2 separate regions of the Mus musculus genome follow, and region 2 is linked to region 1. The links are chromatin contacts, found by Hi-C or POLR2A ChIA-PET in ENCODE. All regions are on one chromosome and are shown on one strand. The core of a region is the stretch at or near the end of the contact, and the rest is flanking DNA. Distances in the headings are between cores, read along the strand shown. Region 1 holds the start of Cep70 (centrosomal protein 70). Region 2 holds the start of Mras (muscle and microspikes RAS).

Region 1 (5,628 bases), core at 1,593-4,092:
TCTACACTGGAATTGGACAAGGTGACCTATGATTCTTCAGCCAGCTAGTTCCTCTCTCTAGTCTCTGGTATGCTGGACTTGAGAGACAGTTTGGGCTTGGTTTTGTAACTATTTCACAGAGGCAGGACACCCGTGGGAAGAAGAGTCATTTATTATCTACCTACCAGGACTACATGGCAGGAAATCATGTCTGAACAAGGCACCACAAAAGGTCTTGAACTTAAACACGAAACGTCCTTGTTCTGGCTGACTGAGCTTGCGGCTTTGTTCTAAGTCTCAGATTGCTTTCCTGGTTTTTCAGGAAGTATCTGAATGATGGTTAGCTTCATAAGCTGCTTCTCACCAATTTGACCACAGACACTATCGCTTTAAGAGAGCAGCTGGAGATGCATTCACCACAAAACAAAACATGAGATAGGTCATATGTTTATGCTTTGTTTTGGGTCTCTTCTTTAAATGGGTTGGCTGATTTTCCAAATTTGGTATTGTCTGTCTATCTATCTATCTATCTATCTATCTATCTATCTATCTATCTAAATATCTATTTTTTCAAGGCAGTGTTTCTTTGTATACCCCTGGCTGTCTTGGAATGTACTCTATAGACCAGACTGGCCAGAACTCAGAGATCCACTATTTCTGTTTCCCTAGTGCTGGGATTAAAGGTGTGTGCCACCACTGCTCAGCTAAATTTAGTTTTTAAACAACAATGAAGACTGAAACAAAATAATGGAAGAAGCACTAGCACTTTGGAAACCATTTAAAAATGTGGCGCCTCCTTTTTACTTTCTGGGATTTAGGCTTGAGCCACCTCTTCATCTCCCTGGCAATTACTGATCAGGAGGTAGGGTATATCTGGCAGGTCCAACTGGCTCAATAAAACAAACAAAAACAAAACACAAAACTGGAGAAGTTTCTATAGGAAAAGAAAGTATGTGGTCTTGGTTGCTCCAAGTAGGCAGCTGGAAAATAAGTATGAATTTATCATGTTTTCAACAGCACAGACTAATAGCAGCTGGACCCACTTAACCATTGAAATTGGTTTGAAGCCGGGCATGGTGGCGCACGCCTTTAATCCCAGCACTTGGGAGGCAGAGGCAGGCAGATTTCTGAGTTTGAGGCCAGCCTGGTCTACAAAGTAAGTTCCAGGACAGCTAGGGCTACACAGAGAAACCCTGTCTCAAAAAACCAAAAACCAAAAAAAAAAAAAAAAAAAGAGATTGGTTTGAATTAATCAATGTCAACGTCTCCGTCTCCCTCCTCTAGGGTTTGTGTTGTGTGACCTAATCAATTGCTTTATTGTTTAAGGCAGTTTGAATTAGTTGAGTTTTTTGTTTGTTTGTTTGATTTTTATTACTCACATCAAAAGTAATTCTAACCCACGGATGTTTGGCCTATGGGTTGGCTCAGAAGATTGGGAAAGTCACCCTATTGTTCTGGAAAAGGTAAGCAGTTAGATTGTCTTAGGAAGCTGAAAATGAAAATCTGTCAGCTCCGTAGTGTGAATATCCAGATATAGAAAGGGAAGGAAGGGGCCATGAGGGGGAATAGAGGGATTGGGATGTGTTTGCAGAGAACACACACAGTTTAGACTCACTGTGTGCCTAAACGTGGGCTTGAGAGCAGTACTCTCTTAAGAGATGTGCCCTTGGACCACCCAGAGAGAGTCACTTTAGTTGATGTATTAGGGTCACTAAGACCCTGATGGGACTTGCATTTCCCAAGTCCTTCTGGAAATGCCTGTTGTCAATACCGCCACCGTGTGGCTGTAAGTTGCAAGGACAACGATGGTAGATTCCTGAAAACTCGAGGTCATCCTTTAGACTGCGAACATGATTTTTTTTCCCTTACATATTTTGGATTTCTTAACCCACTTTTGGTTTTTGAAAAGAGTGGAGAAGGACCTTCGTTTTATTTTTTTCCTTGAGCCAAGGCCTCCTGTAGCTTCCGGTGGTCTTGACTTTTGCTATAAAGCCAGGGATGACCTTGAACTCCTGATCTGCCTGTACCTCCTAAATTCTGGAATTACAGGCACGTGTCAGCTCGCCTGTCTTAGGCCGTGTTGAAGAATCAAACCCAAGGGCTTCCCGGACGCTGAATTCTACCAACTGATCTACATCTCCAGTCCCTCTTCCCCACCAGGTTTAGAATCAGTCTTAATTATTTCTCAGCGGACAGTTGGTTCTCCCTCCTGGCTATACATTAGAATCACTTCGGGGAACCATATAAACTCTGGACGTGTGGGCCCCACTTTAGAGATCTTGACTTAATTAACCTGGAGGCCCATAGATCGTTTTCAAGGCTTTTCAGCTTATCTAAAGTTGAAGCAAGAGTTGTGCCTCATGTCCTTATGTAATCTTTTATCTCTGTAGCCACAAACCCTTTATTAACCAGTCTTATCAGTGTCTAACAGGAGCCCAAACTGCCTATCTAGACTGAGCTTCGTCAGGCAGGCATCTCAGTTCTTCGTAGACCTTTGAAAATATTCAAGGAGAAGGTGAAATGTTATCAAGAAATGCTTATTGGGGTTGCCCCGTGCAGACAGTTCCTGAAAAAGGCTCGCAGTCAGGGCGTGAGGGGGAGCTGTAGGGAGCGCAGGCATCCAGTGATAATAAGGCAGCCCCGGCCTCACTTTCACTTGCAACCGCAAATGTGTGTATTTCTAGCTTCTCGGGGATCAAAGAAACACCATGGTGACTGAGCGACTATCAGGCGGAGCGTCCAGGAAGTGTCAAAGCGCCTGCTACAAAGTAGCCGCAGCAAGTCCGGGTCCGGTGGGAGTGGAGGCGGGAAGAAGCCCCGCCCCGTGGGCGGAGCTAACGATAGAGCGCGGCGTGGACCCGCCTTCCCGGCGCGCCAGGTGGTGTTGTCCCGCCCCGCTGGGAGGCCATCGACTGCGTCAGTTCGATTGGTCAGCCTGGCTGCGCTAACGGTCGCGTAGGCGGGGCTTAGGCCGCGGGGGCGAGCGCGGTGGAAGCCACGGGCTGTGACCGAGGTGAGTGGCGCTTGGGGTCGCCGAGGACTTTACGTGGGCCCCCTTCAGGTGCACGCCCAAAGGTGGCTTCTCCGGAATCCGGAGCGTCCCACTCACCAGCCAGGGCCCTCAGAATGGAGTCGCCCCGGCTCCTACGCGCTAGCTAGGAAATGCGCGTGCAGGTGTGGGCGTGGACCTCCCTGCGGGGAGCCCGCCCGTCGCTTTGTGTCCCTCGCTCCTCACTCAACCTCTTCTCCCAGCCGAGTGTTGAAGGTGTGCGACCTGGTAGAGGAAGCAGGAACTGAGCTTAGACTCCTACATGGAATCGGCTGGGTTCCGGGCTAGCTCCAGTTCTCTTTGCGGCGCTGTCAGGTGATAGCGATTTGGAGCCAAGTGGGAGATCGCGGAGTAAAGGGTAGGCGAGTACCCCTCCTGTCAGACTCATTACAAATTTAAGGACTCCGCCTTTATGTGGGTCCACGTTGATTAATGTGAAAAACACAGCAAAGCCTAATCAAGGTTCCCACTATTATCAACTAATCAATAATTGTTCACGCCACGGTGCAGACGTAGAGAAAGAGGACAACCTTGGGCGTCGGTCATTGCCTCTACCTTGTTTGAGACAAGGTCTTTTGTTTTTCTGCATACTGTAGGGGATGGAGGGGAGAGCTGCAGAGTCCGATCTCCCTACAGGAGGCCCGGGGTTACAGAATTCTCGCCTCCTGTGGATTCTGAGGATTGCTTCTCAAGCTTTCTTGGGACAAGTGCCTTTACCCACTGAGCTGTCTCTCTAGCCTGCCACTTTATTTTGTAATCATATCAGCGCTGCAGGCATTGGTTTCAATCTTGTGCATTGCATGGATTTTTGTAAATAGTAAATAGCTAGTAAATGGTAAACCGTGAAGAGCAAGTTGCAATGTTGTTGGAATTGAATTGTTGATTCACGTTAAGGCAAGGTTTCATGCAGGCCGTCTGAGGACGACATTGAATTCCTGATCCTCCAACCTCTGAAATGCTGGGGTTACAGCTAAACACCACCACACCCAGCTATTATATTTATGGGGGTTTTGTTTTTTTTTTTTTTTTGTTTTTGTTTTTTGTTTTTTGAGGCAAGATTTCTTTATGTAGCCTTGGCTGTCCTGGAACTAGCTCTCTAGACCCAGCTCACCTAGAACTCACAGAGATCCTCCTGCCTCTGCCTCCTGAGTGCACACCACCATTGCCTGGCTATAAAATTTTAGTATGTGTTGTATTTTAACAGATCCTCAGATACCTACAGGGCAATTAATGAACTGTTGTGAAACATGGATGGACTGTGTCAAAATATACACTTTTCCCCCCATGATGGCTGTCACTTGTACTCACACTCCCAGGGCTGAGAGGGATGGGTTGCCTAGGCTAGTTCTAGGTCAGCCAAGGTTCTGTTTCAAACATCTCCAGTTTCATCTTTTTCTCATTTTGTTTTTCTCTTATCTTCTTTTTCTCTTATTTTCCTTTTCTCTCTTTTCTTTTTCCCCACCCTCCTTTTCTTGAGACAAGATCTTGCCATGTTGTCCAGGTTGTCTTGGAAGTCACTATGTAGACCAGTTTGGCTTTGAACTTACAGGAGTCCACTAGGATTTGCTTCCTGAGTGCTGGGAATAAAGGCATGCATCACCATCCGCCACTAAACATTTTTACCACTTTTAATTATGTGCGTGTTCATGTGTACAGGTACTCGTGGGGGCCGAGGAGTTGGATCTCCTGGAGCTGGAGTCATAGGTGGTTGTGAGCTGCCAGGCGTGGGTGAAGGGGATTGAACTCTGGTCCCCTGTAAGGGATAACATGCTCTTAGCACTGTGCTGTTTCATTTCTGTTTGTTTTTGTTTTGGTTTTGGTTTTTTTGTTTTTGTTTTGAGACAGGGTCTCTCTATATAGTCCTGGAACTCACTGTGTAGACCAGGCTGGCCTCGAACTCACAAGATCTGCCTGCCTTTGTCTCCTGAGTGGTAAGATTAAAGGTGTCTACCACTGTGTTTGGCTTCTTTCTTTTCTTGAGATAGGGTTTTACTATGTAGCCTGGGCTGTCTCATATCCTTCCTAAGACCCAAAGCTGGGAATTATGGGTATGTGATTTTTTTTCTCCTTTTTGTAACACTTGGCTTTATTTGCCACGTGGCTAAACGACATCCGTCCTCTACTTCCTACTCTAGGAGTCCTGTGTGTTAACAACACTCTGTAAAGGTTCTGCCTTGGCCCTAGGATGCCGTTATTTTTTTTTTTTTCCTGTGACTTTCAAGGTTCCAAAGCCGTGTCTTGTTAATAGCCTGGATGGGGAAAAGATTACTACAGACGATTAGCATGTTTGCATTAATAGGTAATACTTTGTGTCAATTTGTAATAATTGGAAGTGTGCTCTTGAAAAAGCTTACAGGTTTTTACTATGACTTTTTAAAGAACACTTTCAGAACTCAGAGAACCTTGGGGGTTACAGGGGGTGGGGGCTTGATCACGGGTGTAAATAAGTTCTCTGCTTCCTGCTTTTACTTGAGTACACTTGCAAGCAAGGATAACTACCCTTGAAGGCCACATATCAGAATGATAGATTTGAATATCCTGCACATGTTTCAATAAAGCAATAGGAGGAAGGACAAGGGGGAAAGGAAGGGGGGCATCTG
Region 2 (5,628 bases), core at 2,288-4,787, 190 kb after region 1:
CAAAGGAGGAGTATGGAGGTTTGGAAGACAGGCCAAGCAGAGCCAGTGAGGGGACATTGTCAAGGACCTCCACTATGGGCTGCATAGCAGCTAGTATGGACTCCAGCCTGGCCCTTGGCTTTGCATCAACAACACAGCTCCTGTCTCAGACGCTCCCAGGGAAGACAGTATCCCAGTCACTGTAGATTCTGGATTCTGTCTCTGTCCCTTCAGGATGCTCTAAAGATGAAAAGTGCCCAGCTGTGACAAAGAGCTACACAACAAGTCTCCAAAAACCATTTCTGGAACAACGGGCATTAGACCAGGGATGGCCAACCCGTGGCTCATTTTCAGAGATTTGTAACTGCCCCCAGTCATATGCTATGACTGCTAATCTTGTCTTTGCTTGACAAAATTTAAAATCATCTAAGAATCTAACTCCCGGGCACGTCTGTGAAGGTGTTTCTAGAGATGTTTAATGCAGGAGGGAATACAAGCATCACCAACGGGCTGGTACCTCTGAACTAAATAAACAGGAAGCAAGTCAAAGCCAGCACTCATCTCTCCTACTCTCTATCTATGGGTGCAGCATGACCAGCCATCTGTCTCATCACTATGCCTTCTCTGTCAGGAGGGGCTGTACTCTCAAACTGTTGGTCATCATGAGCTCTTCCTTAAGTCTCTTTTTCCAGGCCTCCCGCCACAGTGACAAGAGAAATTACCAACATGCACGCTCAACTCTGCACATCAAACAATGTTCTCTACTAACTTCTCGTACACATAAAGAGTAGCTTCTCGAGGTCATGCAAATCATGAGTCTAAACTCCAAGCCTCATCCTTCTTGACCGTCTACCCCACACAATAAGTAGCTGGAAGGGTACAATGATCTCCAAGAGCCGAGAGTGTCTTTGGGAGATCTGAGCCGCGTCTAGCCTATTGTTATTTGTGTTTTGTTACTTGCATCCCTGCAGATTTGGACCACAGGGCCGGCCTGGAAGCATCATATTAAATTCTAAGGGTAAGGCTTCAGAGTCTATTGACAAAGCGCTCAGCTCAGCATCTGTATCATGGGCACCTGGTAGGTGCTCCAGATTGCAAGATGCTCATAGCCAACTCCTCCATTTTCCCCATCTCTCTAGAAAGGTGCTGATAGCTCATAGCCGGCTTATGCCTGCACTCAGACCCTCTAGATACTAGTGAGCATTACAGCTTTGCACAAGAACCCAGTTCCCACTTAGCCCGGCTTGCACAAACAACACAATACCCAGGAGCAGTATGTTTTCAGGTCCTTCCAGGGAGGTGCACTGACTGGGGCCTCTCAGTGGTAGACAAGATTACAACAACAACATGTGTCCAATACAGGATAGAGATCACAATTTCCTGAGAACTGAGTCGATCCAGGAGACTGGTAAACACATGATGTTAGGACCTGTCACTTAAAGGACTCAATTCATTAATATCCTCCCTGGTTCTGGATGATGATCCCTGGAGCTCAGGGACCAACCTCAGGGGGGAAGTGACTTGTCACTGTATACAAACAGTATGAAACATCTGGGCCTAAAACTAGTAATAAAAGTTCCATTTGTCACTCACCTCCCCCAAATCTTATAAATGCAGCCAAGGCGAGTGGTATGTATCTTTAATCCCAGCACTCAGGAGGCAGAGGTCAGAAGATCTCTGTGAGTGGCAGACCAGAGAACACAGTAGGTTGCAGGCCAGCCACGGCTATGGAAATTGCTTTAGACAGGAGCAAGGCCCACTGCTCTAGAGGGTAGTCAGTCACCTGCCTCCCCAGAGGGCCTTTCCTCTCCATAAGGAAATGTCAAGGTCACATCTGGGGGTGGCAGTTTCCACCAGAACATTGGACTTGCTTAACCTCCCACTACAAAGAGACCAACCTTGAAACCCACTGCAACAGAGCCCCCACACCTCCCACCGGGCCAGAGAAAGGCCAAACCATGCCATGAAACGCAGTCGGCGAGGCTAACTGCCTGCAGGGTACTATGAGCACACACACACACACACACACACACACACACACACACACACACACACATCCCCGAAGAAACACCACGGCCTGAAACATTTTCAGCCCCAGTCAGCAGGGACATGCAATTTACAGGAAATAAGAAGGTTTACGGAATGTTAGCAGCTCAGATTTCTTCTCTGGGAAAAGGGGCAGGAGAAAGTCTACGAACTGCTTCAGTGAAAGTGCTTTGTTCACAGCTGAGCCCTTACATGCGTCAGTTGTTAATATACATAGCTGCCACCCCACACTTCAACCCACCACTGCAGGACGTGCGGACTGGTACACTAGGAATGTACAGTGCAGGCTGCACAAGCCTTAAACGTCAGCATCTTAGAGCCTCACTCACAACAGGCCAGAACAGACACGGGGTCAAAAGCACAGGCATAGGCACAGTCCTGGGTAGGTTAACGTCCCACTTCTCCCATCTTTCTGGAGGCGTCCTGTCTGAAGATAGGCAAATTCCCATCAAGTACCAGGGCTTTGTAAGCTTTGCTTTAAGCATTCTCCGCTCACTCCTCGGCCAGCCAGACCTCTGGAGGCCACAGTTTTGAGCGTCATCAGTCAGTCTCTATAATTTGGTCCAGAGAATCAAAAACACCATTGTAGCCCAAGAAGGTTCCCCACCATCAGGAGCTGCCCCAGCGCTCAGGTCAGAGTTCAGGTGACACGGTCTTTGTCCTATTCTCCAGACTGCACTCCGTCCCCAAGGCACCTCAGCTTTGCAGGGGGTTCTACCGTAATGTCAAGGGCCCACTCTGCTCTTCTGAACAGTCGTCTCTCTGACCTAACCCTGGCGTAGGGGCACTTGAGCTCTCCCACTGACCACACTAGACTGTCATTCAGTTTGTGCCCTGCTTTCCAAGCAGAACAGGATTTGGCATGGAGCCTGACACATGATGGGCACCGGGCCGCATCAGTTTAACGAGCGCAGGCCCCAGTGGTGACCAGAGAGCCAGCCCAGCAACCCGAACCCAGGACGCAGTGAAGAGTTGTTTATGAAGAAAGCGGTTTTGTATTATCCACATGAATGTACCACCTCTCCGTAGATCTTTAACCTGATTTACGCCATTTTAAGCCAGGAGAGCCCCTACCCGACCCCGCCGCCCACCTCCCTGCCGAGTCCTTACCCGGGCAGCCGAGGAACCCCAGGATGACTACAATCAAAGGAGTCTGTCTAAGCGGCGGCTAGGCCCTTCCCACTTGGGTCGGAGTGGTGAGCGACTTCTCCGCTGCACACCGTTAAGCCAGAGCCGGTGGTAGGGGGCAGAGGCCACGCACAGCCGGAGCCCGCTGCCCGGGTGCAGCCGGGTGCAGCGCAGCGCAGCCCGGCGAACGCGGAACCGGCCACACCTCCAGCCCCGGAACGGAACAAAGCGCCCGGCGGCCTCCTCCCCTCAGGGTTGCCGGGCGGCTCGCCGCGCGCTCCCGCCGGGGCTGGGCTCCCGCCCTGGGCCACCGCCTCCTCGCTCGCACCGGGAGGAGGGAGCGCCGCGCCCGCCGGGCCCCGCGCCGCCGACTGACGGCTCCGCGCCAGCCAGCCCGGCCGCCGCCGTCCCCGCCCCGCTGACGCCTTAAAGCGACCGCGCACCCCGCGCCTCGGGAGCCTTCCGAGTGGCTGCGACGACCCCCAAACGGCACCACTGTGGGCATTGGGACAGCTGGCACCGGGCAAGGGTCCCCTCGCCTCCACTCACTCACCACACGGATCTGCAGTCTGTGAGCCGCCGATAAGCCTAGGACACCTAAGGGGAATTGGCCCCGGGCGGCTTTAAAAGAGCTGTAGGTTCAATCTTTAACTCTTCGGGCTGCCAACTTCGGGACCTGCGGACGCCTCCCCAGTCCTTAGAAGAGTCCCGTCGCTTCAACCACGTCCCGAGGACCCCAAGATTCCGAGGGCCTGCTGCTTGCTTTAGCTAGGTGCCAGATTCAGGCCTCAAAGTTCTTGAGAATTAGCCAGCGACCTGGATAGGAGGCGGCGGCGACGTTCGCACACCATTTAGCTCTTCCATTGGGTTGGAGTCATTCCCTACTCCCTATCCCCGGCTTTCCCTTTTACAAGACTTGAGATATGATCACATAACGCTGAGTATATGCTTTTAAAGGCGTACGTTTCAGTGGGGTTTTGGTATAACAAAGTTGTGCGACCATAGTTATTTATCTAATTCCAGAACATTCGGGTCACTACTCCTTTCCCCAATAAATTAAAAGAAAAAACCTCTGTGGGTAACCTCTCCCCATTCTTCCCCCCTCCCAGGCTCTGGAACCCTCTAATCTGCATTTCAGCCTCGGTGGATTTGCCTATTCAGAACATTCTATATAAATGGAGTCATACAACATGTGGTCTCTGTGACTGGCTTCTTCCACGGTGTGTGCAGACTGGATGCACGTGGTTCCGCGTAGCCACACCTCGGCCAGACTCATCTCCCACTGTGTGTATAGGAAGCATTTGTTTAGCCTTTCCTCAGTCGATGCTTACCTACTTTCCCCCTTTCTCTCGGTGTGAATAAAGTGCTAGTGTTAAAAGTCTTTATGTAAATACTGTGATTCCTCTTGGATACATACACCTCCAGCGGAATTGCCGGGTTGACTGGGGAACTCTTTCGGGGGCATATATCTGTTTCCAACGCAGCCATAGCATGTTACACTGGCACCACTCACGTGTGTGCGGGGACATAAGCATGCACCTGTGCATGCGTACAGTTGTGAGGACAGGACAACAGTGGGTGTTACCTTTCGGGTGCCTGTCACCATTTTGCTTTATTTTGATCTTTGGTTGGGGTGTGGTTGTTGTTGTTGTTTCTTTTGAGGAGTCTCATTGGCCTTGAACGGCTGAGTAGGTAGAGCTACAAGCCTAGGGGACCTCAACTTCTGCCTCCCTTCCCAGGTAGGGAGGCCAAGACTTTAGACACAGCCTTTGTTTCCATTCTTGTTCTTGCCAACACTTGTAATTGTGTGTCTTTCAGATAATTGCTTCCCTAGTTGGGAGTGAAGTGGCCTTTTGTTCTACATCTCAAAGCTTCTCTCTCTCTCTCTCTCTCTCTCTCTCTCTCTCTATCATTTTTGAGGACATTCTTTTGCAAATGAGCCTTGAAGTCTTGGACCTAGCTTTACTTGTAGCTTTACTTATACGGGACTGCCTGCTATTTTGAGTGCTTCTCCACACCCCTGGCCTCAGGGAACTTCAAAGCTCTGTATCTTGCAAACCTGAGATTCTGCCTAAGGCTGTTTGCCATTGGCCTTCTAGCCACCACCCGTTTAAGGAGAGGCCAGACTCCTATCTAGCGTTATCAAAGCCCAGGTGGCTTTCAAGAGTCCCAGGGCAGAGAACATACTATATGCTACTGAAGGCGTCTTTCACTGGCTGTAGGGAGTGAACGGAGTAAGGAGAGGGGCCTTGAAGATCAGAAGTCCCTCCACCTTGGCTGTCTGGATCCTGCCCTGGCACTGTCTTTTTCTCTCATTTTTGTTTACCACAGACCTCAGGGAAGGTGGGCAGAGGGCATTTCATAAGAGTGTAGCTATAGCTACCCTGTTTCCATACAGAAATCCTTCTCACGTCTGGGCTTCATCATTAAATTCCTGAGCTTTCAGGCCATTGCTCGGGATGGATATCTCATTTA

What was found. Hi-C counts contacts between places; a loop is a spot of excess contacts on that map. ChIA-PET counts read pairs that join two places held with the same protein, here RNA polymerase II (POLR2A).
Region 2: a map of heart shows a loop between it and region 1 (3-fold over the local background). The contact joins the promoter of Mras here to the promoter of Cep70 in region 1. A Hi-C loop is called at or near these places in 10 of 37 maps with a recorded cell type or tissue (adrenal gland, gastrocnemius, heart and 1 more). POLR2A ChIA-PET finds 5 or more read pairs at or near these places in 3 of 5 experiments (Patski and embryonic stem cell).

What each region holds. Positions count from the first base shown.
Region 1 is chr9:99,240,499-99,246,126 of GRCm38, forward strand. Cep70 (centrosomal protein 70) reads left to right here and starts at 2,843. Exons shown (of 18, transcript NM_023873.4): 1 at 2,843-2,992.
Region 2 is chr9:99,433,175-99,438,802 of GRCm38, forward strand. It overlaps Mras (muscle and microspikes RAS), which reads right to left and starts at 3,538. Exons shown (of 6, transcript NM_008624.3): 1 at 3,136-3,538.